Regions from separate parts of the Homo sapiens genome. Here region 2 is linked to region 1. Evidence: read pairs that join two places in POLR2A ChIA-PET (ENCODE). Cell type or tissue: GM12878. All regions are shown on one strand. Each heading gives the region's core, and the rest is flanking DNA. Links, peaks and the distances in the headings are about the cores only.

What was found. ChIA-PET counts read pairs that join two places held together with the same protein. Peaks named below come from ENCODE experiments on the same cell type or tissue, not always from the same donor. Only the 100,000 strongest peaks of a DNase experiment are listed, where the experiment ranks them.
Region 2: POLR2A ChIA-PET joins it to region 1 with 6 read pairs; 1 of 35 experiments calls an interaction of 5 or more read pairs at or near these places.

The regions. Positions count from the first base shown.
Region 1 is chr16:22,025,569-22,040,734 of GRCh38, forward strand. The region is part of intron 1 of MOSMO (modulator of smoothened); the gene reads left to right. Among named protein-coding and RNA genes, the nearest start is that of MOSMO, 25 kb to the left of the region's middle. RefSeq lists an enhancer at 551-1,750 and a silencer at 2,146-2,305. In GM12878, for the core only: no CTCF peak of the experiment used is centred there; a DNase peak (open chromatin) is centred at 9,753; H3K27ac peaks cover 557 bases.
Region 2 is chr16:23,863,782-23,878,947 of GRCh38, forward strand. The region is part of intron 2 of PRKCB (protein kinase C beta); the gene reads left to right. Among named protein-coding and RNA genes, the nearest start is that of PRKCB, 35 kb to the left of the region's middle. RefSeq lists an enhancer at 1,979-2,625. In GM12878, for the core only: no CTCF peak of the experiment used is centred there; no DNase peak of the experiment used is centred there; H3K27ac peaks cover 1,034 bases.

The DNA of each region.
Region 1 (15,166 bases), core at 4,288-12,287:
ACTGTACATCAAATTAATCATGTAACCATCAAGGAAAAAAGGAATTATCAAGTAACTTTTCAACATAAAACTCTGACTGTGCTCTCTTAATGATGGGATATAACCTAAGGACAAAAAGAACTGCAAAGAAATACTGATCTTAGTAGGTAACAAACCCCCTACAACAGCTCTGCAGGGGAAATGTCCCCATTTTGCTGTTGAAGAAGCATATTCAAAGAAGGGAATGATTTACCTGGCATTAAATGATGCTGGAGTCATACCACACTGCTGTTTTTATAGTGTGCTGTTTCTGATGAGTCCTGTTTTAACCATCCTGGTTTGTTTAGTACCTCTCTCTTATTAACACCCTCTGTAATTATTAGAACCACATTTTCAAGAACTTAGTAACCATTTGAACCCCCTTTTTTCAATAATTTCATTCCATGTAATCAGGCCTAGTTTTTTGAAATCTGCTTTCCTAAGGGGTATTTGACCTACCCATTCTTTACAAATTCTGAGATGACCTAGATGACCTAACAGCTTTTTTCCTAATTCCTCCTGCTTCACCAATAACTAGTTCCTGGAATATTAGCTAGTGTCCAAGTCACAATTATTTATGGTCTGTATGATAACTAAGTCTGGAAGTTGGATATGAGAGAATTGCATTCTTTTTTTTTTTTTTTTTTTTGGAGACAGGATCTCACTCTGTCGCCCAGGCTGGAGTGCTGTGGTGCGATTTTGGCTCACTGCAACCTCCACCTTCCGGGTTGCAGTGATCCTCCTGACTCAGCCTCCTGAGTAGCTGGGATGACAGGCACGTGCTACCAAGCCCAGCTAATTTTTGTATTTTTAGTAGAGACAGGGTTTTACCATGTTGGTCAAGTTGATCTCAAACTCCTGACCTCAGGTGATCCGCCCACCTCGGCCTCCCAAAGAGCTGGGATTACAGGCATGAGCCACCGCGCCCAGCCTGAGAATTGCATTCTTAAAGACATTAATCTGTTTGTAATTTAGGATGTCTTATAGTGATTTGGTGGTGAGACATACGGGAAGGGGTGGTAAAGAGTGCAATTGTTGGACCTGTGCTTTTTACGTGAAATAGCGGAAATGAGTATTACTTTACAAACTGGTTTTGGAAATGATTCATTCATTAAAGAAAGCAAATAAAAATAGCAATAAAACTAGGACATAATAACTGGTTGTTAAATGAACTCTATGTCCTTTGAAAAGGAGATGATTAAGGAAGAAAATATGTAAATAACTTGGGTACACAAGCTGCTATTTGAAATTCTGCTGAGTAAAAATGATAGGAGGAGTTAAACTGTTCAGGAATTTAGCTCTTGCTTAAAGTATTCGTGTAGCAAGTCTCTGTTTTTTTTAAATTACAGTGTTTGAAGATCCTCTTCTTGAATTAACAGAATCAAAGTGAAATTCCATTTTTTAAATCACTCCTAAACTGTCTTTAGTGTGTGGCTTTAAAATATAATTCTATGTAATATACTAGAGAAATTCTCAAGAAAATCTAGGACTAGGATTTCAATATAATTTTAAAAGGAAGTAAGGTGGGCAATCAGATTAATTTGAAAAAGTGCTTTATATCACTAGTAAGAATGCAAAACTGTGTTATAGTGCTTTCATTAGGTTAACTGCGTTTCTAAACACCTGGAGAAAATTATTTTAGTATTTTCTGTCCAAAATAGCGGTTTGTGGAAAATGCGCCACTTGTCTGGGGAAATCAGTGTTTATGAGACATCTTTGTTAATGTTTCTAAAGTTTTAACTCTCTGGACAAACATTCAAGAAAAATTTAACCGTTATACAAAAATATTCCTACATAGTAAACTTTGAGCACACCTGTGGAATTAGACTTGGTTCATGTTCTAACCAACTCCTTCTAGCTGGTACCTTGTCATTTAGCCTGTTACTGAGTTTCCTTATTGAATTGTTTTGAGAATTAACTTGAGCACACATAAAGCACTTAATACTACACCCAGCACTAAGAAAGCACTCAAAATATAGTGGCAGCTATTATTATTTATCCTTCTTCCTCTCCGTTTTCTCCTCCAGATTTATGAGTGATAGGGACAGAAAATTTCTTATCAGAGTGCCCTTTATTTTAATCTCAAGGTTTTGAAGTAGAATTTAGGACAAAAATAGATTTTTCTGAACCAAAACACTGAAGATTCTGTTTGGGAAGTGAGAAAGCAAGCTGCTAAACACCTACTCTACTTGTGCAGTGACAAGAAAATTGAATTTCTCATTCGTTTCCTGCCCCTAGCCCTTGCCTTCAGTTTCTCTGCCTCAGTATGAAAGTATCTGTATTCCTTTGGGGACAGTTGCCTCACTGAAGCCACAAAGAGCAGTCTCCAGGAGTTGTGTGGCAAGCTAACTATAACCTTTTGGAAGAACATCTGGATACAGTTTTCATTTTTAAAATGTATCGTTTTTTAGGTCATTAGATTTATATAGTTCAAATTTATTGGTGTCAGTTCTCTTCCTAGGTTGTACCATCCATTTTGAAAAGATGTATGTCTTTTATCCAGAAGATGTAAAGTATATAGGGTCATAATCAATAAAAATCTCTATCTTCAGTTAAACTACTGGAGTTTTCCCTTCTTCAAGTTTTCAGAATATAATCATTATACCAAACACACGTGTGCGTATGCATATATATCCATCCATACAAATATAACTTTCCTTTATTATGATTACTCAGTTGCAAGCAGTGTAGAAGTTATAATATTTGTTTTATTATAATCATTTCAGCAATATGGATAGGGCTACTGGACCCTGGAATTTGAAAAGAGAGGATCTTTTTTATGTTTTTTTTTTTTAATTTTGATAAAATATGCATAACGAAATTTACCATCTTAACCATTTTTAAGTGTACAGTTCAGTGGCATTAAGTTTATTCACATTGTTTTACCACCGTCACCCCGATCCATCTGTAAAGCTCTTTTCATCTTGCAAAACCAAAACTCTACACCCATTAAACAACTTAAAAAGAGAGGATCTTAACATCAGAATCACATAATTACTACTCTATAAACATCTGATGGGTGTTTACTTCTAAAACAACTGCTTTCTTTTTTAATTGACCTTTCACTATACTTAGCCTCTTCTAGGAATTATTATATGTAATCTACTCAGTCATATTTTCTTTAATTTTTCTCTTTCTACAACTTTACTTTTCCAAAGGTGATGTAAATTACATGTTTTATGTTCTCCCATGTTTATACTCTACTTAACCTTCCCTCACTCCCATAGGCTTGATGAGTGTATATTGTCAGAGCATTATTTCCTGTACCCACTGCTATGTTTGTTTGTTTGTTTATTTATTTTGAGATGGAGTTTTGCTCTTGTTGCCCAGGCTGGAGTACAATGGTGCAGTCTTGGTTCACTGCAACCTCCACCTCCCAGGTTCAAGCGATTCTCCTGCCTCAGCCTCCTGAGTAGCTGGGATTATAGGCACCTGCCACCATGCCCGGCTAATTTTTGTGTTTTTAGTAGAGACGGGGGTTCACCATGTTGGCCAGGCTGGTCTCGAACTCCTGACCTCGTTATCTGCCTGCCTCTGCCTCCCAAAGTGCTGAGATTACAGGTGTGAGCCACCACGCCTGGCTATGTTTATATTTTTAAAAGTCCTAAAAGTCAGATGGTTTAATGTACATACATTCTTGACATTTTAAATACCTCCAATTTTGAAAGCATTCTTTCTCTGGGCTGTTAGATACATGTATGATTCATAAAATGAAATAGGGTTGCCTGTAGTTATTTCTTGAGTTGCCATTTAGAGTCTTCTGGCCTTGTCATCTGTCTAGGGAAGAAATCCAGCATACCTTACTGTCATGTATGTCATTGTAGATCTTATAGCTTCAGAAAATTCTCTTTCCTTTTCTTCAGAATTCACCAGTTTTAAAGCTTTTTCCTCTCCTTCAATTTTGTCACCAAAATGTGGCTTTGCAGTCACTTGACCTGTAACTTTACACACTTAAGTCTGCTAGACAGAAAAATGCTGTTGCATTCTTAAAAGCTTTTAAGCAGTTATTTGGACTTTTAGTAGAATTAATTAACTAATTTATTTATTTATTTATTTAGAGACAGGGTTTCTCCCTGTTGCCCAGCCTGGAGTACAGTGGTGCAATCATAGCTCACCACAGCCTTGACGCCCTAGGCTCAAGTGATCCTCCCATCTCAGCCTCTCCCATAGCTGGGACTACAGGCATGGACACTACCATGCCCAGCTAATTATTTTGCTTTTTGTAGAGGTGGGGTTTCACCATGTTGTCCAGGCTGCTCTCAAACTCCTGGGCTCAAACAGTCTTCCTGCCTTGACCTCCCGAAGTGCTGCGATTACAGGCGTGAGCCATGGCATCTGGCCAGAATTTCTGAGTTACCAGATTGCTAAACAACTTCACAGAAAAATTAATAATAGTCTCAAAATATTGTTTTCTTCTGACTCCTCTCACCATAAATTCATGCTTCTCCACTCTACTCTCCCCAGCAGATTCTGGAAGTTTCCTAGCAAAATTGCATATTGAAGCACATTCAAACTTAAGGTTGAAGAAATCTACACAAAGGACATCATTGTGTTATTTTAGACTCTAGGTGGAGTCTGTACTATTTGTTCTACCTTCACCCTTATTTAGAATTGATAAGAATGCACTGAGCCTTAGTACTCTCTGGGGTCTGACTCTGCAGGCAGATAGATATTCACTGGGATCCAGAACCTATCATACATCACTGTAGAAAAAGATTCAAATACAGTCAACGTATTTGAAAATCAAAACCGTATTTTCCAAACAGTCAAGTTAAAAGTGTATGTCTGCACAAAGCCTATCCAGTTAAGACAGTGTGTGTCACTATTTTTCCTTTTGCAAACTTCCTTAGTGTCTGAACATTAAGTGCATATTTCTTAGGCAAATTATGCATCAGTACTTTTCTCTTCACAATTAAATATTTCCAGCAGTTTGGGACTCATTTTTAACTATTCCTCTCCCTGTTTTTTGAGACAGAGTCTCACCCTGTTGCCCAGGCTGGATTGAAGTGGCGCAATCTCGGCTCACTGCGACCTCTGCCTCCCAGGTTCAGGTGATTCTCAACCTCCCAAGTAGCTGGTATTACAGGCATGCTCACCACACCTGGCTAATTCTTCTATTTTTAGTAGAGACGGAGTTTTGCCATGTGGGCCAGGCTGGTCTTGAACTCCAGGCTTCAAGTGATATGCCCACCTTGGCCTCCCAAAGTGCTGGGATTACAGGCATGAGCCACTGCACCCAGTCTTTTTTTATTATTATTATTTTAAGCATTCTTCTGAGCTGACAAATGATTATCAAAGTGATTCTGATTTATGATTAGTTTATCCCATTTTTTGAAAAGTATGTTTTACCTTCTCTAGGCCAACCTGCAATAAATAAGACCCAGTTTTAGTGGGAGATACAATTAAACAGTTGACCGGAAGTCAGTAAGAAGAGTGCTAAAATAGTAGTTAAGTGCATATTGCAGTTGAAGCATATTAGATGTGCCTCTAACTCAGGCATGGAAGGTTAGAAACGACTACATAGAGGAATGACATCTAAGCCAAGATGTAAAGAACAGATAGGATTTGGCTAGAGAAGGAAGGGCCGTAAGAATGTTCCAGGTAGAAGGAAGCCTCAGAGGTTTAAAAGAATATATTACATGTAGGGGTCCTGGAAGCTCAGTGTAACAGGAGGAGTTTGAGGGAAGGAGAGGCATCAGATGACTCTGGATGGGGAAACAGGGACTAGGTAATGAAGAGCTATAATGAAATATAATTCCACTTTTCTTTTTAAAACAGATTTATTGAGGTATAATTCACATCATACAGTTTACCCCTTTAAAGTGTACATTTCATTGTTTCTTTAGCATATTCACAGTTATACAATCATCACCACAGTTGATTTTAAAACATTTTTGTCACCTCAAAAAGAAAACCTGTACCTTTTAGCTAGCACCCCTCCAACTACCCTAGTCCTAAGTAACTACTAATCTACTTTCTGTTTCATACAGTTTACCTATTTGGATATTTCATATAAAGGAAATGATAACGTGGTCTTTTGTGACTGGCTTCTGTCACTTAGCATAATGTCAAGGTTCATACATATTGCAACATGTATCAGTACTTCATTTTTATTACCAAATGATATTTCATTGTATAGATATACCACATTTTATTTTTCCATTCATCAGTAAGTAGACATTTGGGTCCTTTCTACTTTTTGTGACTATTACAAATAACGCCTCTGTGAACCATGTACAGGTTTTTGCATGGACATACATTTTCATTTCCCTTGCATATATACTTAGCAATGAAATTGCTGAGTCATACAGTCATTGTATCTTTAACTTTTTGAGGAACTATCAGACTGTTTTCCAAAGTGGTTGTACCATTTTCCATTTCTGTTACCAGTATAGGAGGGTTCCAGTTTCTCCACATCCTCACCAGTACTTGTTATTTGTGTTTTTGATTCTAGCCATCCTGTTGGGTATGAAGTAGTTTCTCTTTTGGTTTTGATGCGCATTTCCCTGATTACTAATGATGTAGCGCATCTTTCCATATGCTTATTGGCCATTTCTGTATCTTCTTTGGATAAAAGTCTATTCTGATCCTCTACCCTTTTCTTTTTTTTTTTTTTTTTTGGTGAGAGATTCTCACTCTGTCACCCTGGCTAGAGTGCAGTGGAGCAATCTCGGCTCACTGCAATCTCTGCCTCCCAGCTTCAAGTGATTCTTGTGCTTTAAGCCTCCGGAGTAGGTGGGATTACAGGTGCATGCCACCATGTCCAAGCTAATTTTTGTGTTTTTAGTAGAGATGGCTTTTTGCCATGTTGGCCAGGCTGGTCTCGAACTCCTGGCCTCAAGTGATCCACTCGCCTTGGCCTCCCAAAGTGCTGGAATTACAGGCATGAGCCACTGCACCTGGCCCTCTACCCATTTTTAAATTGGATTACTTGTCTTTAATATTGAATTGTAACAGTTCTCTTTTCTTTTGTTTTTGAGACTAGGTATCACTCTGTTGCCCAGGCTGGAGTGCAGTGACCCCAATCATAGCTCACTGCAGCCTCGAATTCCTGGGCTCAAGGTATCCTGCTACCTCAGCCTCCCAAGTAGCTGGGACTACAGGTGCACATTACTCTGCCCATCTAACTTTTTAATTTTTTTATAGAGATGGGGTCTTGCCATCTTGCCCAGGCCAGTCTTGAACTCATGGCCTCAAGCAGTCCTCTTACCTCGACCTCCCAAAGTCTCGGCATTACAGGTGTGAGCCACCTTGCTTGGCCTGAGTTAATTTTATATATGGTGTGGGTAGGGGTCCAAACTCATTCTTTTGCATGTGAATATCCAATTGTCCCACTGCTACTTATCAAAAATACTATTCTTTCCCAATTGAATAGTCATGTCACCCTTGTTGAAAATCAACTGATCATAAATGTGAGAGTTTATTTCTGGAATCTCAAGTTTTTTTCCATTGATCTATGTCCTTATACCAGTGCTACATTATCTTGATTACTATAGCTTTGTAGTATTATAGGTTTTGAAATTGAGAAGTTTGAATCCTCCAACTTTTCTCTCTTTAAAAAATTCTATGGCTATTCTGAGTCCCTTGCATTTCCATATAAATTTTAGGATCAGCTTATCAATTTCTGCAACAACAATGACAAAAACCCAGCTGGGCTTTTGGTAAGGATTGCATTGAATCTGTAGATCAACTTGGAAGTATCGTCTAAGTCTTCTAATCTATGAGTATGAAATGTCTTTCTATTTATTAAATCTTTAGTTTCAGCAACATTTTATAGTGTTCAGTGTACAAGTCTTGTACTTTTTTTGTTTGTTTTTTTGAGAGGGAGTCTCACTCTGTCGCCCAGGCTAGAGTGCAGTGGCACGCTCTTGGCTCACTGCAACCTCGGCCTCCTGGGTTCAGGCAATTCTCCTGCCTCAGCCTCCTGAGTAGCTGAGATTACAGGCACCCGCCATGATGCCCAGCTCACGCCTGTAATCCCAGCACTTTGGGAAGCCGAGGCGGGCAGATCACGAGGTCAGGAGATCGAGACCATCCTGACTAACCTTGAAACCCCGTCTCTACTAAAAAAAAAATACAAAAAATCACCCGGGCATGGTGGCAGGTGCCTGTAGTCCCAGCCACTTGGGAGGCTGAGGCAGGAGAATGGCATGAACCCAGGAGGCGGAGCTTGCAGTGAGCCGAGATGCACCACTGCAGTACAGCCTGGGCGGCAGAGCGAGACTCCATCTCAAAAAAATAAAATAAAATAAAAAACATGCTCACAATACTTACATTAGCCTATAGTTGGGCAAAATCATCTAACACAAGGCTATTTTATAATAAAGTGTTGAATATCTCTTGTAATTTATTGAATATGGCACCAAATGTGAAAAACGAACTGGTTTTATAGGTACTCCAGTACATACTGGTTTTGCACGATGGTCAAGTTGAAAAACTGTAAGTCACGGACCACGGGGACACTCTATGTACATTTAGAACTAATCTAAGTTCACTTTCAAATGACACTATACCACTTAACAAGTAGTACAATTACTTTATAACAGAATATTCCCAATTCCTTTGTCCTCTTCCTTATTGCTGTCATTCATTTTACTTATCCATAAGCTGTAATCACTGACACATTGTTGCTATTATTTGTTTTGAACAAACTGTTGTCTGTCAGTTAGGAATAAGAAAAAGATTTTATTTTGCCTTCATTTATTCCTTCTGTAATGTGCTTTCTTTCCTTATGTAGGTCCAAATTTCTGACTGAAATCATTTTCTTTCTCTCTAAAGATTATCTGTTATCATTTCTAGCAAGACAAACTTTCTGGTGAAGAATTCTCTCAATTTTTGTTTGAGAAAGTCTTTATTTCTGTTTCATTTTTGAAAGATAATTTTACTGGATACAGAAGTCTAGGTTCATGTTATTTTTCTTTCAACACTTAAAATATTTCACTCCTCTCTCCTTGCTCGTGTGATTCCTGATGAGAAGTCTCATGTAATTCTTATCTTTGCTCTTCTGTAGGTAAGGTAGTTTTTTCTCTGGCTTTTTTCAGTATTTCCTCTTTATCTTTGATTTTCTACAATTTGAATATGATATACCTGTGTGTAGATTTTATCTCCCTTGATGTCTTTGGGGTTTAGAAACTGTTTTTTTTGTTTGTTTTTTTGGGTTTTTTTTTTTTTTTTTTTTTTTTTTTTTTAAAGACAGGGTCTCACTCTGTTGCCCAGGGCGGAGTACAGTGGTTGCCCAGTCTCAGGTGATTCTCCCACCTCAGCCTCCCAGGTAGCTGAGACTACAGGCATGCGCCACCATACCCAGCTAATTTTGTTTGTATTTTTTGTAGAGACGGGGTTTTGTCATGTTGCCCAGGCTGGTCTCAAACTCCTGGCCTCAGGTGATCCATCCTCCTTGACCTCCCAAAGTGCTGGGATTACAGGTGTGAGCCACGGCGCCTGGCCTAGACTTCTTAAATAAGGCCTGAGATCTGCAGTTCTTTGAGTTATATTCCCCTTTGATCATACAGGAGTCCTGTCAATATGAATGACGGTAAGGTACATGGGGAGGGGAAGAGTTCTATAATCCTATGAGGAGATCTCAGTCTTTGAGTGAGCCTGTGCCCTGGGCTGTGATCTTCACAAGTGCTTCTTGGTGCCTTGCCCCACTTAGGTGAGACAGGAAAGCTAGAGAGGGCTGGAGTTGGGTATTCAGTTCAGCTCCGGTGAAATAGTTTCTTTTCAGGCACGCCTTGTTGAAAACAGTGTGCTCTGGGCTTATTTCAAAATGACTTATTTCCCCTTTCCCCTGCCAGAAGCAGGAGGGGATTTTTTTTTTTTTTTTTTAATCTTCACTGTGAGGACCTCATAGGGCTCCTAGAGATAAAATGCAAAAATGTGCCCTCACTCTCCTTGCTCAAGCCTGGGCCCCTCTGGAATTTTTAACTCTCAGATTTAATCATACTGAGCCTCAGGAATTCCTCTTACAGGTTAGATTTTCCTACCTTCATTCAGGTTTCTGTGGAGGTTTTGAGGTTTCCGCACCTATAACTTGTGATTTTTTGTATCTACCTGTTTGTCTTTCCAATTTTGCAGGCAGCGGTTTGCCCTGTGTCTTCAGTTCTCTGATGGATTTAAGAAGAGTTGTTTATACTGATTTTGTTCAGCATTTTTCTTATTCCATGAATGAGGATGACAACTTGTAACCTCCTTACATGCCTGACTGGAAATCGGAAGTTACCTGCTTAGTTAAATTTATTCCTAGATTTCTTGTTTTGGGGTTTTGTTGTAGTTGTTACTTTTTTGTAGTTGTTTGCTTGCTGTTATATTATAAATGCATTGCCTTCTTAGTTTTTGGATTTCTCACTGCTAGTGTATAGGAATACAATTAATTTTTATATATTGGTCTTGTATCCTGCAATCTTTCTAAGCTTATTAGTTCTAATAATGTTTTAAAGAATTTGTTTTTGCGCTTAATTGCTCTAGATGTTACCTCCAGTACATGTCGAATAGAATTTGGAAAAGTAGAAATCCTTGTCTTTTAAATTTTATTTATTTATTTACTTATTTATTTTTTGAGACAGAGTCTCGCTCTCTCTCCCAGGCTACAGTGCAGTGGCCCAATCATGGCTCACCGCAGCCTTGACATCCTGGGCCAAGTGATCCGCTTACCTCAGCCTCTCGAGTAGCTGGGAACCATAGGTGCACACCACCATGCCTGGCTAATTTTTGTATTTTTGTGGAGACAGGGTCTCCTGATATTGCCCAGACTGGTCACAAACTCCTGGGCTCAGGAGATCCTCCCGCCTCAGCCTCCCAAAGTGCTGGGATTACAGGCATGAGCCACTGCGCCTGGCCTAAAATTTTTATTTGTTTTTTGGTTTTTAGGGTTTTTTTAGAGGCAGGGTCCTGCTCTGTCACTCAGGCTGGAGTGCAGTGGTCCAATCACAGCTAATTGTAGCCTTGAACTTCTGTGCTCAAGTGATGCTCCTATCTCCGCCCCACGAGTAGCTCGGACTACAGGTGTGCACTACCGTGCCCAGCTAAGTTTTAAATTTTTGTAGAGACAGCATCTCACTGTGTTGCCTAGGCTGATCTCCAGCTACTGGCATCAAGGTATTCCCCCACCCCCACTTGGCCTCCCAAAGCACTGGAATTACAGGTGTAATTCTATACCCAGCCACAAATTTAGTGTTTAACAAACTGCCAAATTGTTTTCTGAAGGGCCTTTTACACTGTGTTAAGAATTTGGACCCCATTGTAAGGGCAGTAGGAGGCTATTTTAATATGAATCCTGAATTTAATATTTTGAATTTGAAGAGGTTGTCAAACCAGAGAATCTGCCTAGTGGGCAGGTGAAACTCATAAGTCAGACTAGGATTGGAGATACAGAATGAAAAGTCATCAGCCTATGACTGATTTTGGAAGCTATTGTAGGAATATTTTCCAGGGAGAGTAAGAAGAGTAAGGAGAAACAAGAGAACCCAGGAAAGAACCCTGAAGGTCACCAGCATTTTAAGGATGCTGAGAAAAAGCTAGACTCAAGAGGAAAACCAGCCAGGCATGTTGGCTCGTGCCTATAGTCCTAGCTACTGGAAAGGCTGAGGTGGGAGGATCACTTGAACCCAGGTGTTCAAGGTTGCAGTGAGCTATGGACTACACCACTGCACTCCAGTCTGGGTGACAGAATGAGACTTGGTCTCTAAAAAGGAAAACGAAACAAAAATTTGATACTATAGAAGCCACGGGAAAATGTATTTGCAAGAAGAAAGAAGTGGTTGGCAGTCTTGGCCAAAAAGGAATTAAGGTATGAAATCAGTTTCTCCAACTATGCTCTCACAACACGGAAAACTTCTGTGACCAAGTGTGTGTTTTTCCTGCACTCACCAAGCAATTCTACGGCAAGTATCAGCTGGGTGTCCTGTAATTCAACTCAGTTCTGTTGCCATCTACCTGGCATATAGATCCCATAGATTGAGGGGTCAAACCTACAAGCTGCCCCCAATCCTAAGCCAGTTGCAAGCCTCGGGTTGTTTTTACCTGTGCTTCTGATCAACTGGTTAGAAATCAACTTTCCCATCACCTCCTCCTCAGTTTCAACTACTTTGCTGGGACAGCTCACAGAACTCAGGGAAATACTTACTTACCTTTACTGGTTTATTATGAAGGATACTACAAAGAATACAGATGAAGAGATGAATAGGGCAAGGCATGTGGGAAGGGGCGGGAAGCTTCCGTGCCCTCTCCTGGCATACCACCCTCCAGGAAGCTCCATGTGTTTAGCTACCCAGAAGCTCTTTGAGCCCAATCCTTTTGGGGTCTTGTGGAAGCTTCATTACATAGGCATGATTGATTAAATCCTTGGCCATTGACGAGCAATTCAACCTTTAGCCCCTCTCCCTTACCTGGATGTTGGCAAGGTGGGACTGAAAGTCCCAGTCTTCTAATCATGCCTTGATCTTTCCCATGACCAGCCCCCATCCTGAAGCTACATAGGGGCTGCCAGCCACCAGCCATCTCATTAGCTACAAAAGAAACTCTCATCACTCTGGAAATCCCAGGGATCTCAGGGGCTGTGTTGGGAAGCCTGATGAAAATCAAATATTTATTTCACAGTATAACAAGATGAAATTGAAAAGTACATTAGTCTTAAAGAGATTGTTAATAGCCTTGGAGAGAGACGTTTCAGAGAAGTGGTAAAGTAGGAGCCTCATTCACAGTGGGTTGCAAAATAACTAGTAGGGAGAGTAAGACAACAGTGAAGATGGAATTTTGCCTGTGCAAGGGATAGTGAGGTTAGTCAACATCCATCGTAATGAGAAGGAGCCAGCAGAGAGGGAGGGATTGATAATGCACCAAAGTTGATAGATCAAGGACCCTAATAGTACCAGAGTGGTAAAGCATAACAGAGGGATAGATTTTAGGAGACAAGAAACACTTTGTGACATGAGGAAAGGAAGTGAGGACCAATGAAGATGAAGTTAGGTTACAGATAATGGTGGTAGGAAATTGAGGGAGTCCACCTCTGTGACTTATAGAGATAACAAGAAGGGTCACTTGCTAGGAGTGAAATGGGAGTGATAATACTGGTAGGAAGTTTGAAAAGAGTATATATTTTAAAAATGGTTGAAAAGCTACTGTACAGAATAAGAGAGAGCCAGCTAAAAAAACAGATTTCTGGGTTGTATTGAGGGGCTAGTTGGGTCCATAAAGCATAAATTTTTTAATGATGCCAATCTTACAGTTATGTACTTTTATCCAGCAGAGTTTAGTAGTCTGGGTAGAGATGTGGGAAAGGAGACCATTGTGTTCATCCAAAACTGACATGGGAGAAAGCAATGACATGGGAGAAAGCAATGAATGAACTAAGCATAGTGCTCTGTAATAGACATTGAAGTCAGGTCTCAGGTCTAATCTTGACTGCTTAGTGAGTTAGGCAGATTACTTAACCTTCTCTCAGCTTCAGTTTCCTAATAATCATACTGAATCATATCAGTTTTCTAATCATAATCATCTATTCAGGCAGATTATTCAACCTTCTCTAAGCTTCAGTTTCCTAACAATAATCATACTGAATCATATCAGTTTTCTAATGATAATAATCTGTTCTCAGTGATGGGAATTAAATGGACAAGTGAACTCCTTAACGCATAGTTTGGGATACATGATACATGTCAATAAGTAGCAGTTTTTAACATTATTTGTGACCCAATTCTGTCACTTATAAGCTAGGTGACCTTAGGCAAGTTTCTTTCCTTTTTATCTATAAAAAGGAAATTATAATACTTGTTAGGGATTTTCAGCTGGGTATATTTTGAGGAAAAGATGTCAAGCTCTACGCCTGATACAGCCTTTAACAACTCAGTAAATGCTAGTTGAAGCAGAATCTGTAAGGAATTTTTTAGAAAATTAGGTTGGAAAGTTAGGTTTGGAATTTTGGCCTTTGTCTTATCATTAGTAGGGTATCTTTAAAAGTTCATGAGCAGGCTGGGCATGGTGGCTCATACATGTCCTAGCACTTTGGGGGGCCAAGGTGGGAGGATTGCTTGAGGCCAGGAGTTCGAGACCAGCCTGGCCAACATAATGAGTCCTTGTCTCTTACAAAAAAAGAATTCATGAGCCAGGAGATAACATAAAAGTGGTATTTTAGAAATATGCATTTATAAGTAGTGTGGTAGGATCTATGTCTCAGCTGGATATCTCCTTTTCAGACAGGCCTTCCCTAACCACCCTGAATCTAAGATAGCAGCACTCCCTCCTCCTATCTAATGCCTTACCCTGTATGATTTTTCTTATGGCATTTATGACTGCAATTACCTTGCTTATTAATATGTTCACTTTTTTACTGGCTCCCTCCACTAGAATATATGCTTCATGAGAAAAGAAATATTATCTGTCTTACTACTGCTATATCTCAGCACCCAGAATGTGCCTAGCACATGGAAGGCATTGGATCTGTTTGTTGAATGAATGAAATATAGTAGGAACTGGAAGTAGAGAAACTAGTTAAGAAATTATTGGAATGATTTCAACATTAGGACATAAAGATCTGGACAGGAATAATGATAGCAATGGAAACAGAAGGAACAAATAAGAAAAATTGAAAACCAAATACATCATGTTCTCACTTATAAGTGGGAGCTAAATGGTGAGAACACATGGACACATAAGAGGGGAACAACACACACTAGGGCCTATCCGAGGGTGGAAGAAGGGAGAGGATCAGGAAAAAATAACTAATAGGTACTAGGCTTAATACCTGGATGATGAAATGATCTGTACAACCAACCCCCATAACACAAGTTTACCTATGTAACCTGCACATGTACCCCTGAACTTAAAAGTATTTTAAAAATTACAAAGAAGGATGATTTTTGACATATTAGAGGGCATAATAAGAAGCAGGCAATAAGAATGATACCAAGATTTCCAAACTGGGTGATTGATGGAGTGACAGTATTGTCATTGAAGGTATCTGCCTTCAATAACTTTTTATGACCAGATTTAGAAGAAACAGTGCCTGGCATACACTGATGGGCAGTAAATATCTGAATGAATGAAACAAAATGGGGGAAGTCAGAAGGTTACATGTAAGATACATTATATGTTTAAAGAAGCAATAGAACATCTAAGCAGATGGAGAAGAAGGCTAAAATTCTAGAAAGAA
Region 2 (15,166 bases), core at 3,502-11,501, 1.8 Mb after region 1:
AGGCAGAGTTTTGGATAGAAACTATCCATCAGCACCAAGAATGTGCCTGATTTGGTAATCTTTTTACCAAAGTAAAAGTCAGTAGTAAGTTGTGGTTAAAAGAGAGGAAGTTCAGAGTTCAGTACGTTATTTCTCTCTCTCTCTCTCTTTGTTTAAATAAAAGAGGAAGTTACTGCTCTTATTTTTGTACCAGCCCGTCAGTAATGGGTACAGAGTAAAATCTTAGCTAAGCTGAGGTCAAACTTCAAAACTTAGTAATAAGGATCTCCCTTGTTCCTTTGTAGGGCGACTAACATGAAGGTTCTGACTCTTAACCCATAGAGCCACAAAAAATAGTCCTAGGAAAATCATATGATTTTATTTATTTTAGGAACAGAAATGGTCCCTTCCGAAGTAGAGGCATTTCTACTTCTTTCCTAAACACCATCTCTGCTCAGTGAGCTCTCCCACCCTCAGGTACTGTGTTTCAGGCTTATTGCTGTATTGCTAGAAGTATCCTCACCTTCGAGATTAAGAAAAGATATTTATTGCCGGGCACAGTGGCTCACGCCTGCAATCCCAGTCTTTTGGGAAGCTGAGACGGGAGGATCACTTGAGCCCAGGATCTTGAGACCAGCCAGGGCAGTATAGTGAGAACTCATCTTGAAAAGAAAAATTTATTGAGCTCCTACTGTATACTGGGGATACAGCAATAGGCAAGATAGCCCTTGCTCCTCATGTAACCTACAGATAATAAACAAGATTACAAACAAACAAAATAAGAGGTCGTTCTAGATTATGATAAGTGATGGAAAAGAAAAAACCTGTATCTACTTCTTATAGCAGAGACCTGCATTGGGAGTTGCTGTGATCAAACAGGAAACGGAAGGTGGAGTTTGCTTCTGTATCCCTCCATCCCTGAGTGGAGGCTGGGTGCTTCTCACGACCAGGGCCTCTGAGATTTCTTTTTTTGTTTTTTTTAAATTATTTTAGATTAAGGGAGTACATGTGCAGTTTCGTTACGTGGTTATGGAGCGTGATGCTAAGGTTAGGGTTTCTATTGGTCGCGCCACTCACATAGTGAACCTAGCATCTGATAGGTAGTTTTTTGACCCCCTTCCCCTATGCCCTCTCCCTCTTGGGGTCCCTAGTGTCGGTTGTTTCCATCTTTATGCCCCTGTGTACCCAATGTTTAGTTCCCACTTCGAAGTGAGAACATGTGGTATTTGGTTTTCTGTTTCTGCATTAATTTGCTTAGGATAATGGCCTCCAGCTGCATCCATGTTGCTGCAAAGGACACAATCCAAATAAGCACAATCAGAAATGACCAAGCTGACATTATGACTGATCCCACAGAAACACAGGAGATCCTCAGGGATGACTATGAACACCTCTATGCACACAAGTTAGAAAACCTAGAGGAAATGGGTAAATTTCCTTTGCACACAACCTCACAAGATTGAACGAGGAAGAAATAGAAATCAAGATTTATTTTCTGTTTTGTTTGTGTGTGTGTGTGTGTGTGTGTGTGTGTGGTTTTTTGTTTGTTTGTTTGTTTTTTGGACAGGATCTCATTCTGTCACTCAGACTGAGGTACAGTAGCACAATCACACCTCACTGCAACCCTGACCTCCTGGGCTCAGGTGATCCTCCCACCTCAGCCTCCAGGGCAGCTGGAACTACAGGCATGTACAACAATGCCCGGCATATATATATATATATATATATATATATATATATATATATATATATATATATGTGTGTGTGTGTGTGTGTGTGTGTGTGTGTGTGTGTGTGTGTGTGTGTGTGTATATGTATATTTAAATTTTTATATATAAATATATATCTATCTTTGTAGAAATGGGGTTTTGCCATGTTGTGCAGGCTGAAATTGAGATTTCCTAATGTAAGAAACAGAGCCCCAAGGGGCTCTTCTTGGGCTGGTCGCTGTATTTCATCAGGTGCCTCTGTGTTGGACACTTACTTCCCTCCATTGCATAGATTGGATCCTTTATGCTTAGCCTAGACTCTGCCCTTTGGGATGCAAGGAGCTGAGTGAAGGTTCTGGGAGAGTAGGCTTAAGCCCAGAAGAGGGAGGCCTCTCTCTGGATGTCATGCTAGAGCCTGCCTTTTAGTCTTTGTGTTTCCACTCTCCATCCTCCTCTTCTGGAGTTCAGAACCCCTTCCTGGTCAAATTGCCCCCGGGCTCTATGGGATCCTGTGGGATTCTATCCTTTGAGTCTACCCCACCCTTCAAGTACTTCCTGTCTTTTCACACCTAAGTGAAAGAAAGTAGGATAAGAACAGCAGTTGTTAACTTGATTGATTGTAAATTGCCTTCATTAGAAAATGTTAATTATCGCCCCTGGGAAGGGATTAATCCTTTAGGTCTCTAGGTTACTAGACTGGCAAAAGCCAAGTGTGCCTTGGTTGACTGTTTCTTTCTGAGAGTAAAGAGAAAACATCAGGGGAGGTAGAAACCTCAGTCATGGGGTAATCATTATGGCCATGTTTATCCCCATACACGTATCTTCTGCTGATTCTGGAGTCAGCTAGATTTTGTGACCCAGCATAGATGATATAGTGACATTGTCCTGCTGTGTTAAAAAATTTAAGTTCATAAGAAATGCATAAGTACAATCTCATCAGGATAAATTACACAACATAGATAAGATTGAAGACCTTTTAACTCTTTTGACGTCTCAATTTAGTCCCCTCTACCTTCCCCAGAAGCCTATTGTTTGTAAATTTGGTGTCTCTTATAGAACTCTGTAGCATTCCAAAGTCTGAACTTTCTCCCATGCATATGGCCACTTCCCTGTTGATGAACATTTAGATTCTTTTTTGGAGGGGTTGTGTCTATTACAAACAGCATGGCAATGAGCATCTTTCTACACATCTCATCAATATGCAAGTGTTTCTCGTGTTCCTCGGAAGTATAATGGCTTAGCCCTGGGGTATACACGATTCAGCTTTTAATAGGTTTTGCCAAATGTTCTCCAGAATAGCTGGACCACTGTATACTCCCACCAGCAGTGTGTGTTTCCGTCTCACTGCATCTTTCCCAGACCATGATATTATCAGGCCTTAACACTTTTGCCAATCTGATGGGAGAAAAATGGCATTTAATTTTAATGATCCTTTCCTGTCCCCTTCTCTTCTCTTCTCTTCCCTTCCCTTCCCCTTCCTTTCTTCCTTCCCTTCCTTCCCTTCCTTCCCTTCCTTCCCTTCCTTCCCTTCCTTCCTTCCTTCCTTCCTTCCTTCCTTCCTTCCTTCCTTCCTTCCTTCCTTCTCTCTCTCTCTCTTTCTTTCTTTCTCTTTCTTTCTTTCTCTTTCTTTCTTTCTTTTCTTTCTTCATTTCCTTTCCTTTCTTTCCTTTCTTACTTTCCGAGTCTCACTCTGTCGCCCAGGCTGGAATGCCGTGGCATGATCTCAGCTCACTGCAACCTCCGCCTCCCAGGTTCAAGCGATTCTCCTGCCTTAGCCTCCTTAGTAGCTGGGATTACTGCCACCTCACCTGGCTGATTTTTTTTGTATTTTTAGTAGAGACGGGGTTTCGCCATGTTGGCCAGGTGGGTCTTGAACTCCTGACCTCAGGTGATCCACCGGCCTCGGCCTCCCAAAGTGCTGGGATTACAGGCGTGAGCCGCTACTCCCAGCCACCTCTTCTTACTAGTGAGACTGAACATCTTTTTACATATTTATTGGACAATTGTATTTCATCTTCTATGAATGTCTCCCTCCCCACTTTTTTATAATTTCATATTGATTTGTAATAATTTTTATTTCAATCTACTAGACACTGATCCTTTGCTCGTTGTTTGTGTTTGTGTTGTCTATTTTCATCAAGTCCTGGGTCCTGTGTCACTTTAGTGCCATAAGGGAATGACAGACTCCCTTATTATTGGTTTAGCTCTTGAAGCCTAACAAAGTGTTTCCAAACAGTTCATTATTCCCACTTTAAGGATGTGAAGACTGAGGCTCAGGGTCACAACTTGTGCAATCTTGGGTAGACTTTGAATCTCTGAGCAGACTTAGAAGTAGACCAAACTGCTGTGAGCCACAGGGAGATTATTATTGCTAACTTTTCCCTGTTAGCCAAACACTTCTGCTTGGTCCCTCTAGAGAGAAGTCTTTAATTATTCATCTCTTTCCAAGTAATTGGCGACAAGTCCTGCAGCTGGGAGTTGGAATAAACTTGGTTGCTAAAAGCATCCATCACACATAAAACAGGGGAGATCTGGCTCCAAAGAATGGTAGATGTAGATCTTCCCCTACGGATTTGTTTTCTGAAGATCTCCTTATACACTGACCTCAGCCTTTTGCTGACCTATCCTTGTGAACTGAAGGCTGAAAAAACCAATGTAGCCATGGTCCACATCCATTTATCACTTTCAGAAATGGCCCCTGCACTTTATATTTCTTCAGGTCCTGCAAAAAATATTGAAAATCCTTTACAAATAGAGGCAAGGTCAGGCCATCCCTGTGGGATTTCCAGGGAGCAGTGCACTGACCCGTTTTGCAGAATGGGAAGCAAAAAATAAAACTCAGACTTAGACAGCTGGCATAAGCAAGGACTTCCCTATTCTGAGTGCCAAATGTCAATTTGAAATACTTGAACTTTTATTCTCTGGGACATGTACTGGCATTAGTAAGAATTTCTATTTATTGAGCATTTATTTGGGGCAGGCAGATGATAAGTTATACACATTAATTATCTTATTTGATTTTCACAATGACCTATCAGTTACATAATTGATTGTCTGCATTTTATGGATAAATAACCTGAGGCTCAGTTATTTGACTTGCTCAAGGTGATGTAACAAGTAAATGGCAGAGCCATGATTTAAATAACAAAACGCATGCTCTTAATCACCACATTAATGTCTTGATATCAATTAATAGAACCATTTCCCCTCCATTTTCTCTTTAGTTTCAGAACTGGTAAGAGTTTGTCTAATAAGATTTTTATAAAGTGGTGACATGAATGGCTTGTGGGGATGGAGACTGGGGCCGGCTGCCAAGGGTACCCATCTCACACGAAGCATCAGGTCCACTTGGGTTTGTTTTTGGCTGATTACAATCTTGAATCAAACTTTTCAGTACAGCTGGTCTCCCAAGAACTTTCTAATGTTGATTTGAGCTTCCCTGAATGAATCTCAGAAAATAAGAAAGGGAGAGAGAATGCCTGTGTATTGAGCTTGACCCATTTCACAGATGCCGAAATAGAAGTGAGGCGACTTGCCCAGGGTCCCTGTGGTGGATTGTGTTGTTGTCTCAATTATTTGCTCCCACCTCATACAAGGATTATACATTTCACACATGGCTATGTGACATACATGTCTACTTGCAGAAGGGACACACTTTCCTTCCCACTGATGTGGAGCATTGGCCAATGGAACGTGAGCAGACACAATCTACTCTACATTTAAACAGAGGCTTTGAGAAGCTATTGTGTGGTTTAGCCATTGTTCTTCCCACCTCTGCCACAAGACCAAGAAAGGGCTGTTGCCTCAGCTGCGTCCTGGGATGGAAAAGACACAGGAAGTAGAATCACAGAGCCACAGACAACTGCAGTGACACGTAGCACGAGTAAGAGCTAAACTTCGAATATTGTAAGTCACTAGAATTTTGGGGTTGCTTATTATTGCACTTACCTACCAAAAGCTGACTAATACAGTCATATAGCCAGTAACTTGACTAAGCTGGAGCTTGAGCCAGGTCGAACTCCCAATCCTATCCATGGTCTTTTTCTTATTTCAGTCTTCCCTAATATTCCATTCTAACTTACATCATATTTTCTGTGTCTGTGTGCTGTCTGTCCTTTTTTCTTTTAAATAAATCTTTTTCTACCAAAGATATAGAACAGGAAATAATATTTTTCTTTAAAGAGTCTGTTTTTTCATTTCAACCCATTTATTTTGAAGGAAATTTTATCATCGTATAAATAGAAAAACAGTGTCATCACAAATAATTCATAACTATAAGCAGTGGCTCACGCCTGTAATCCCAGCACTTTGGGAGGCTGAGGTGGGCGGATCACCTGGGGTCAGGAGTTTGAGACCAGCCTGACCAACATGGTGACACTCCATCTCTACTAAAAATACAAAAATTAGCCAGGCATGCTGGCAGAGGCCTGTAATCCCAGCTACTCAGGAGGCTGAAGCAGGAGAATCGCTTAAACCTGGGAGGCGGAGGTTGCGGTGAGCCGAGATCGCGCCATTGCACTCTAGCCTGGGCGACAGAGTGAGACTCCATCTGAAAAAAAAAAAAAGGGTAATTTAAACAATATTATGAAGTTCTAGCTAGGTACTGTTGGCAGACAAGAATCTGATTTTGAAATATCGTCTCTCTATGTTCCAAAAAGGAGTTTGGCAAATATTAGAATGGTGTTCAAAACATACAAGCACCAAACTGATACTTTCTCCTTTGATAAATCAGGAAGATTAAAAAAGAATCAGAAGAACAATTTCTTCCTAGTATGGCTTGGTGTGATGAGTGTCATCTGTATTCCATATAAAATTCTTTCAGATATCACCAATGAGTGATATGTTCATTACAATGGGGGGTGTCCCTTTCTTTGGTTCATGTATAATAACTGGAAACATGTATATAGCATGTGGTATGTGCCAGGTACTCTTCAAGATACTTTAGTTATTTAATCTATTGTCAGATAAGGAAACAGAGGCTTGGAGAGGCTAAACAACTTATCCTAGCTAGAAAGAGGCAGAATTGGGGCTTCAAGTCAGGTCTGTTTGATTCCAGAGGCAACATCCTAAAGCAAAGTTTCCTTCTAACTGCTCACTTGGGACTTTTAAACGAAGCCATTAGGTGCTTCACTTTCTTGTGGCATGCCAGAGTGGTAGCTGCTTCAGGGCATCAGCCTGGGGCCACATCAGGACCTACCTGCACGTAGGTTGATCAGGACCCTGGCAGGGCTGTCAGGTACAGCCACAAAGCAAGCTGTTTCTGACTGTGTTCCCACACTTTCTCAGGCATCCACCCTGGTGTATGAATTTGCTTCTTCTTTATAACAAACTACCTCTAAACTGCACTCTAGTCTACAGATCAGCTGGGCAATGCTGTTGATCTCGGCTGGGCTTGCTCGTGTGTCTTTGGTCAGCTAGCAGGTTATCTGGGGCCTGATTGGTCTAGGATGGCTTCACTTGCACATCTGGCACTTAGATGTGTGTTAGCTGGAGCAATAGGGGGCCTGGACCCCGTGGGTCTCCTTTTCCAGCAGGCCACTTGGGCTTGTTCACAGGGCAGATGGGCCCAGTTCAAAGGGTCTGAGAACACAACGGTACTGCAGGATGAGCTTTGGAACTGCTGCACCGTCTCTTCCACTGCATTCTGCATACGGGCCCTAAACAAGTCCCAAGCCTTCTCAGATTCAAGACATGGGGGATGGGCTGTATCTCTTATGGAGAGAGTCACATAGCAAGGGTGTGGCTCTAGGGAGGAATGAAGAGTGGTCAAGTGCAGCCTGCCATGCTGGCTCCTTCACCAGCCTGTCAGTTATATGAGCCAATGGGCTGAATCATAGTCATCTTTCTCTCCACATGCCTGGCCCGTGAAGGATTTGCCTGCCCAGCAGAGACCGTGGAATGAATGTGTGCTCCAGGCACTCTGCCTTCTCTCTCTTCTTTGACTTCTCTAAGCTCGTTCCTGCCCCTGTCCCCCTCTGTCTCTCTTCCCCAGGATCATGGCATTAGTCGGATCCTTCCCATCATTTTCATTTTAGCTCCAGTATCACCTCTTTGAGCCTTCCCTGACTACCCTTCCAGCATTCTCTAATCCCATCACCTTGTTTTTTTTATCTTTTCTTTTTTTTTGAGACGGAGTCTCACTGTGTTGCCCAGGATGAAGTGCAGGGGCACAATCTCGGCTCACTGCAACCTGTGCCTCCTGGGTTCAGGTGATTCTCTGGTTTCAGCCACCCGAGTAGTTGTGATTACAGGCATGTGCCACCATGCCTGGCTAATTTTTGTATTTTTAGTAGAGACAGGGTTTCATCATGTTGGTCTGGCTGGTTTCGAACTCCTGACCTCAGGCAATCTGCCCAACTCAGCCTCTCAGCCTCCCAAAGTTATACAGGTTTTTTTTTTTTTTTTTTTTTTAAATCTTTTCATAGCATCTGTAACTGTTTAAAATATTAGTTTGACTTCCTTTTCTAGAATGTAAGCTTTGGGAGAGCGGGGTCCTTGCCTGTCTTGTTCTCTGTTACTTCTCCAGCTCCCAGAATGGTGGCTGGCACTCAGGGGGTGCTCAACACACATAATTGTCAAGAACATGCTACATCAAGGCCTGAGTGGCTTTGCCACGGCTCTTCTTGTGACTGCAGGCCTTGGTGCCAGCAGCCACCCCAGTTCCAAGAAATGGTCTCTTGCTGGCCAACTTAGCAGGAAGAACTGGCAGCGTTCCTGTTACAGCACTTCCAGGTGGCTGCTTTTCCCTGAGTCCATGTGGCTTCTCCATGTCTCTCTGTTGGAGTCACAAGTTGTGGAAATTCACTTAGGCCAACTTAGACCAAGAAGTGGAATAGTTAATAGTTAAATGTCAGTCTGGGCAACATAGCAAGACTTCGTCTTTACAAAAAATTTTTAAAAATATTAGCTGGTGCGGTCGTGTGCACCTGTAGTCCTACCTACTCGGGGGGCTGTGGTGGGAGGATCGCTTGAGCTCAGGAGTTGGAAGCTGCAGTGAACTATGATTGTGCCACTGCACTCCAGCCTGGATGACAGAGCAAGACCCTTTATCTAAAAAACAAGAAAAAATTAATAAATAAAAGTTAAATATAAGGTCTCTGGAGGTATCCTGTTTGGGTTCAGATTCTGGCTCTGCCACTTCCTAGTTGGGTCACTTTTGGGAAGTTACTTAACCTCTTTGTGCCTCAGTTTTTCACCTACAAAAATAGAGCAAAGTGTAAAAATATGAACTACCTCACAGGGTTGTCAGGAAAACTAAATTTTGTGTATGGAAAGCACTGATTGCTGAGCAGATGGTGAGCATCTCTGAGTAGGAGCTCCTGCTGCCATTATTATTATTATTATTATTGGAGGTTATCATGTGTGATTGAAGAGCAGGAACTTCAGCTGGGCTTCAGGAGCAACTGGTTAGAAAAACGGAAGACTTGGCCCGGCGTGGTGTCTCATGCCTGTAATCCCAGCACTTTGGGAGGTCGAGGCGGGCAGATCATCTGAGGTTAGGAGTTCAAGACCAGCCTGACCAACATGGTGAAACCCCGACTCTACTAAAAATAAAATAAAAAATAAAAAAAAAATTAGCTGGGTGTGGTAGCGGATGCCTGTAATCCCAGCATTTTGGGAGGTCGAGGTGGGTGGATCAACTGAGGTCAGGAGTCCAAGACCAGGCTGGCCAACGTGGCTAAACCCCGTCTCTACTAAAAACACACACACACACACACACAAAAAAAAAAAAAAAAAAAAGAAAAAAAAAGTTAGCTGAGTGTGGTGGTGGGCGCCTGTAATCCCAGCTACTTGGGAGGAGACTGAGGCAGGAGAATTGCTTGAGCCTGGGAGGTGGAGGTTGCAGTGAGCCGAAATCGTGCCATTGCACTCCAGCCTGGGCGATGGAGTGAAACTCTGTCAAAAAAAAAAAAGAGAGAAAAAAGAAAAAAAGAAAAATGGAAGACTTATCGGGAATGCAGGCAGCTGTGCGATTTCAGCTTCTCTTTGTTTTTGGACCATGGGTTTTCTGGTTCTTCTTTGGTTCCTGCAGGTCTGACTTTCTCCTTTTTCTGTTGATGGTCTTTCTTGGCCTGTGTTTGCAATGGGTCAACCATGTGCTTTCTGGCCATACTTCACACTTACTTCCCAACTGGGACAGATAGCATTTCTTAAGTCTAATTCCAAACTTCTGGGATAATCTGATTGCCCTTCATTGAGTCAGAAGCCAGTGGATAGGGACATGGAAGATGCTATAGCTGGGCTCCACCCTTGCAGGTGAGAGGAGCAGTTTCAGGAAAGTCTGCCAGGCATGAGCTGAGACCTTAAGAGATGTCAGCTAGAATTAGCCACTGTCAGTATATCTGCTTCTGGGTCCCACTCTTCATCCTGCTTTTCAAGGTTTTCAAATATACACTCCTACTCAGTCTCATGAAAATTATTATTTTTAAAATACCCTTTAGCACATTTACCTCTAATGATACTAGATTCTTGCCTCCTGCCTCTGTAAATCACTCGGTCACTTCCCGATCTTATATTTGGCTGTCAAGAATGTGGAAATCTCACAGAACCCTTGAATTTCAAAGTTGGAAGGGAAAATTGCTTGTCTATGCTTATAAAAAATACACACCTACACCCACGTACACATGTATTTACTAAAATAGTATTAGGCTAAATATTCAGTTGTACAGCTTTCTGATTTCATTAACAATGTCTGTCTTTCCGTGTCAGAAGAGATAGACATTTGAAAAAACGGCAGCGTAGGATTTTGTTCTATGGATGAGCTAAAAGTTCTTTCACCTGTCCACAAACTTCCACCTAGTCCGTGTGCCTTATAAAACACAAATTCTGAAATCCCATGTAACGTGTCAGCTAGATTCTGCCTATCACTGAGTAGAGATGAACCATCACATCTCATGTTCTAGATTTGGGGTTACAAATTCAAATTCCTACAGGGGCCAGGCAACTGTCTTAGATGTGTGAAACGTCCTAGATATAAGAAATGCCTGTAAATGAAACCTTAAGAGTTTTTATAAGCATACAAATAAGTATGTAATATTTTGAAACATACTTATTTTTTGGTGTACCCACACAGGCCTAGCATCACCAGATTCTTCTCTCTTTTTTTTTTTTTTTGTTTTGCCCCAAGAGAGGCAGGAAATGAGTATATTTATGGGAGCTTTCCTAATTGTGAAGTGTTGGTAAGTTCATTATTTTTAAAAAACTAAAAACCAACTTGCAGGCCAAACAAAATGTGGGCCACCAATGTGTAATCACTGATGTAGATAATGCACTTCAATTAATCTAAAATCATCAACTATTTTGGCAGCCCTCTCAGACTGCTGACTCACTGAGCTTTTCATCTGATGAAATCCTTAAGTGATTCACAAATACTTAATCTGAAAACCTCTTAATCTAACTTGTGTTCCTGGACTTGTAAATTGGGTTTCTGGACCTTAATACTTGCTCATGTTAAATCCATTCTGTTACTTATGTTTAAGGTCCTACATCTGTCTTCCAGCCTGATCACCCATCTTTTCAGCCATGTGTTGTTTTTGAATTCAACTCATTTGATCCTTTCTCTATGTCCTTTTTTTTTTTTTTTTTGAGACGGGGTCTTGCTCTGTTGCCCAGGCTGGAGTGTGGTAGCACGATCAGGACTCAATGCAACCTCGACTTCCTGGGCTTAAGCGATCCTCCTGCCTCAGCCCCCACAAGTGGTTGGGACTACAAGCACGTGCCACCACACCTGGCTAATTTTTTTGAATTTTAGTAGAGATGAGGTCTCACTATGTTGCCCAGGCTGGTCTTGAACTCCTGAGCTCAAGTAATCCTCCCAGCTCAGTCTCCCAAAGTGCTGGGATTACAAGCGTGAACCACCATGCCCAGCCTCTCTGTGTCTTATGATAAAAAAAATACTGGATGAGACAAGACTGAGGAGGAAGACCCAGGGACCCTTTTTAGCAGAGCTTACCAGCGGGTGTCCAAGGATTGAATTTCCCTTCCTAGACATGTTTTGCTTCAACTAAAAAGATATATATATATATATATATATATATGATGTATATCACACACATATGTGTATATCACACACATATGTATGTATATCACACACATGTGTATATCAAACACATATGTATATCACACACATATGTATGTATATCACACACATATATGTATGTATATCACACATATATGTATGTATATCACACATATATATGTATGTATATCACACACATATATGTATGTATATCACACATATATATGTATGTATATCACACATATATATGTATGTATATCACACATATATGTATGTATATCACACATATATGTGTGTATATCACACATATATGTGTGTATATCATATATATATATGCATGACCCATATTTAAAAGTAGGATATTTCATAACGAAATACCAGTATTAGGTATCTTTTGAAAAAGTGTCGTAACTGACAGCCCAAGTCTGCATTCCTTCATGGCACCAGGGCTAGAACTGAGAAGTAGCTGACTTTTTGGGGTGGATATGGGCTCCCCTAGTCATGCTATATGCCTCATTTTATGTGACTGGCCGGGCCCCATAGGCGTTTATGTTTGCCACTCTTTTAGAGGTCCCTTTAAGGTTGACATATATTCATTGATTGATCAACTCATTTACACACGCATGCAGTCATTTTTTGGACCCCTGTCTATGTGCTCTGCACAATGCGAGGTGTGGGATATAATGGTGACCAAGACAGATTCCAACCACTCACTCACAGATCCCACAGCCTACCAGGGAAGCCAGATATGGAACAATTATATACGTAATTTTACTTGTAAGTGCCACAAAGACAAATTGTATTAAGTAGTACCATGTGGCTGTGGAAGTTTAACTTGTCACTAATCCACCAAACTCTGAGAAGACAGCATATTTTCCGTCATTCCCAAAAGACTATCACAGGCAACATTGAGGAATGCTTTGTTAAACTCCAGGGATATATTCCACATCACACTTCCCCCGTCCACCAGATTAGCAACTGTCCAAGGACAAAACAAAACACACACTAAAAAGGAAATGGGGTTAGTCCGATATGTCTCCATCTCCTTATGCTGGTTCTTTTGTCTGCAGAAGCCACGGTTTCTTTTTCTTTTTGAAAAAAAAAAATGACATTTGCGTACCTCTCTGCGTTTCTCTTTCTCCAGGATTCTTCTGGGATCCTAGGCAGTGTGGTTTGGTGATCTCACTGGTGAGATCTCTTGGAGCCCTGGAATGCAATTCATCTGGGCCAGAAGAGTTGAACTAATTTAAGGACATCTGAGTGCTTCACTGATGTATTTGTTCTGCTCTGTCCCTTCAAAATACCACTACTCAAAACAATGTTCAGCTGGAGAAAGTGGTTAACACTGGAATTTTCTTTTTTTCTGAGACCTAAGTGACAGGGAAGGGTGGATGAAGGAAACATATCCTTTGAAAATCCTTTAGTTAGAATCCTTTGGTTGCAAGTAACATAAATGAACTCTGATTAATGTAAGCAAAAAAGAATTTGTTAGAAGGATATGGGGGGGGAGGGATGGACAGAGATGTGAAGGAAAAGATGAAGAACCAGGCTTTAGAAAGTCCTGAAACCAAATGAATTCTAGGGATCTAGGAAGCAGGGACTAATGACTGTTTCCTTCAGGACACCAGAGATGGGGTGAATAACTCTGTAAAAGATGCAAATTTCCCACCTGGGTAACATAGTGAGACCCTGTCCTTAAAAAAAAACAGTAGCCAGGCACAGTGCCTGTAGTCCCAGCTATGTGGAGGCTGAGGCAGAAGGATCACTTAAGCCCAGGAGCTCAAGACTGCAGTGAGCTATGATGGCACTGCTGCACCCCAGCCTGGGCAGCAGAGGGAGACCCTGTCTCTTAAAAAACAAATGCTAAATTTTAGAGAGAATAGAGAGAATCTTTTCTTAAAAAGGTGCTAAGTCTGGGGAAGGAGCTTCTGATTGTCCTGCCTTGAGTCACACGACCATCTCTGACTTGTTGACCCCTCTACAATCCCATATAAGACTCCCCAAGAGTAGATTCTGAGCAGGTAAAGCCCATGGGTGTTCCCAAAAGTCGGCCTCAACCTGAAGCCACTTATTCACTCTGAGCTCATCACCAATGGCATGCCGCACTGTCAAAACTCTCTTTCTGTGCATTTGTCTGGGCCACTCAACTCAGGAAAGTTAGTTGTTCTGTGTGAGTCCCCATGTTCTCACTGATTTCATTTCAGTCTTTAAGCTAAAAATCTGTGTAAATGGTAATGGAGAATGGCTACATCACACTTAGTATGTGTCAAAGCAGTATCCTAAGTGCCTTAGTGGTATCAGCTTATTTAAGACTGACAGTACTCTGAGGTGCAGTCACTTCTTTTTTTTTTTTTCCTTTTTTTCAAAACAGAGTCTCACTCCGTCATCCACACTGGAGTGCAGTGGCATGATCTCGGCTCACCGCAACCTCCGCCTCCCAGGGTCAGGTGATTCTCATGCCTCAGCCTCCTGAGTAGTTGGGACTACAGGCATGCACCACCACTCCTGGCTAATTTTTGCATTTTTAGTAGAGATGGGGTTTCACCACGTTGGCCAGGCCGGTCTTGAACTCCTGACCTCAGGTGATCCACCCACCTGGGCCTCCCAAAGTGCTGTAATTACAGGCGTGAGCCACCGCACCCGGCCTGTCACTTCTTGTCATTCACAGTAGTTATGTTCTGTAAAGTCACTGCAAACACTGAATTAATAAACACTGAACCATTGTTCCTAGGTGAAATACAAAGTTGGGTTCCTGTGAGCCTTTGGTCACAGCATTTTCATCCACTGATCAACCCGTAAGCTTATTCTGTGTGTGTTTCTGTTTAAAGACACCTTAATATATATTGTTGACTCATTAACATCTAACTCACTGCCAACAGCACTCCAACTCGTGCCTGATCAAAGCTTATATAACACACGCATGACACATCTCGGACTCCTTGCACTTAGGAACACCAGATAGCACTTCACCATTACCCTATGGGACCATTTTACAGCAACGTCACCCTCAAAAAGCAGAAAAATGGGAAAAAGCATGCTGCTAATATACCACAGAGAGAATGCTTGTTTACAGCATGAGAGCTGAAGTCTGAAGGTAGAACATGGTTTTGTTCATCCTCAGCTGGGAACACATGTTGGCTGACTCAAATATTTTGCCACTCCGTACATGTCCGTGAGTGATCATGAAAGAACCTTGAGTATGGATTTGGCGGTTATAAATAAATTTTAGCAAGAGGTGAATTTGCAAATAATGAGGATTGACTATAACCCCTGTTATTAGCTCTAGTTAACAGATGGGGGAATGGAGGTAAACAGCTCTCTGCAGGTCTTGCAGCCAGGGAGTGTAGAGGAGGCTTTGTCATTCTGGGTGCACAGCCTGCGTCCTTAAGAGGCAATGTAGTGTTGGCTGGGTGTGGTGGTGGTTCATGCTGTAATCCTAGCACTTTGGGAGGCTGGGGTG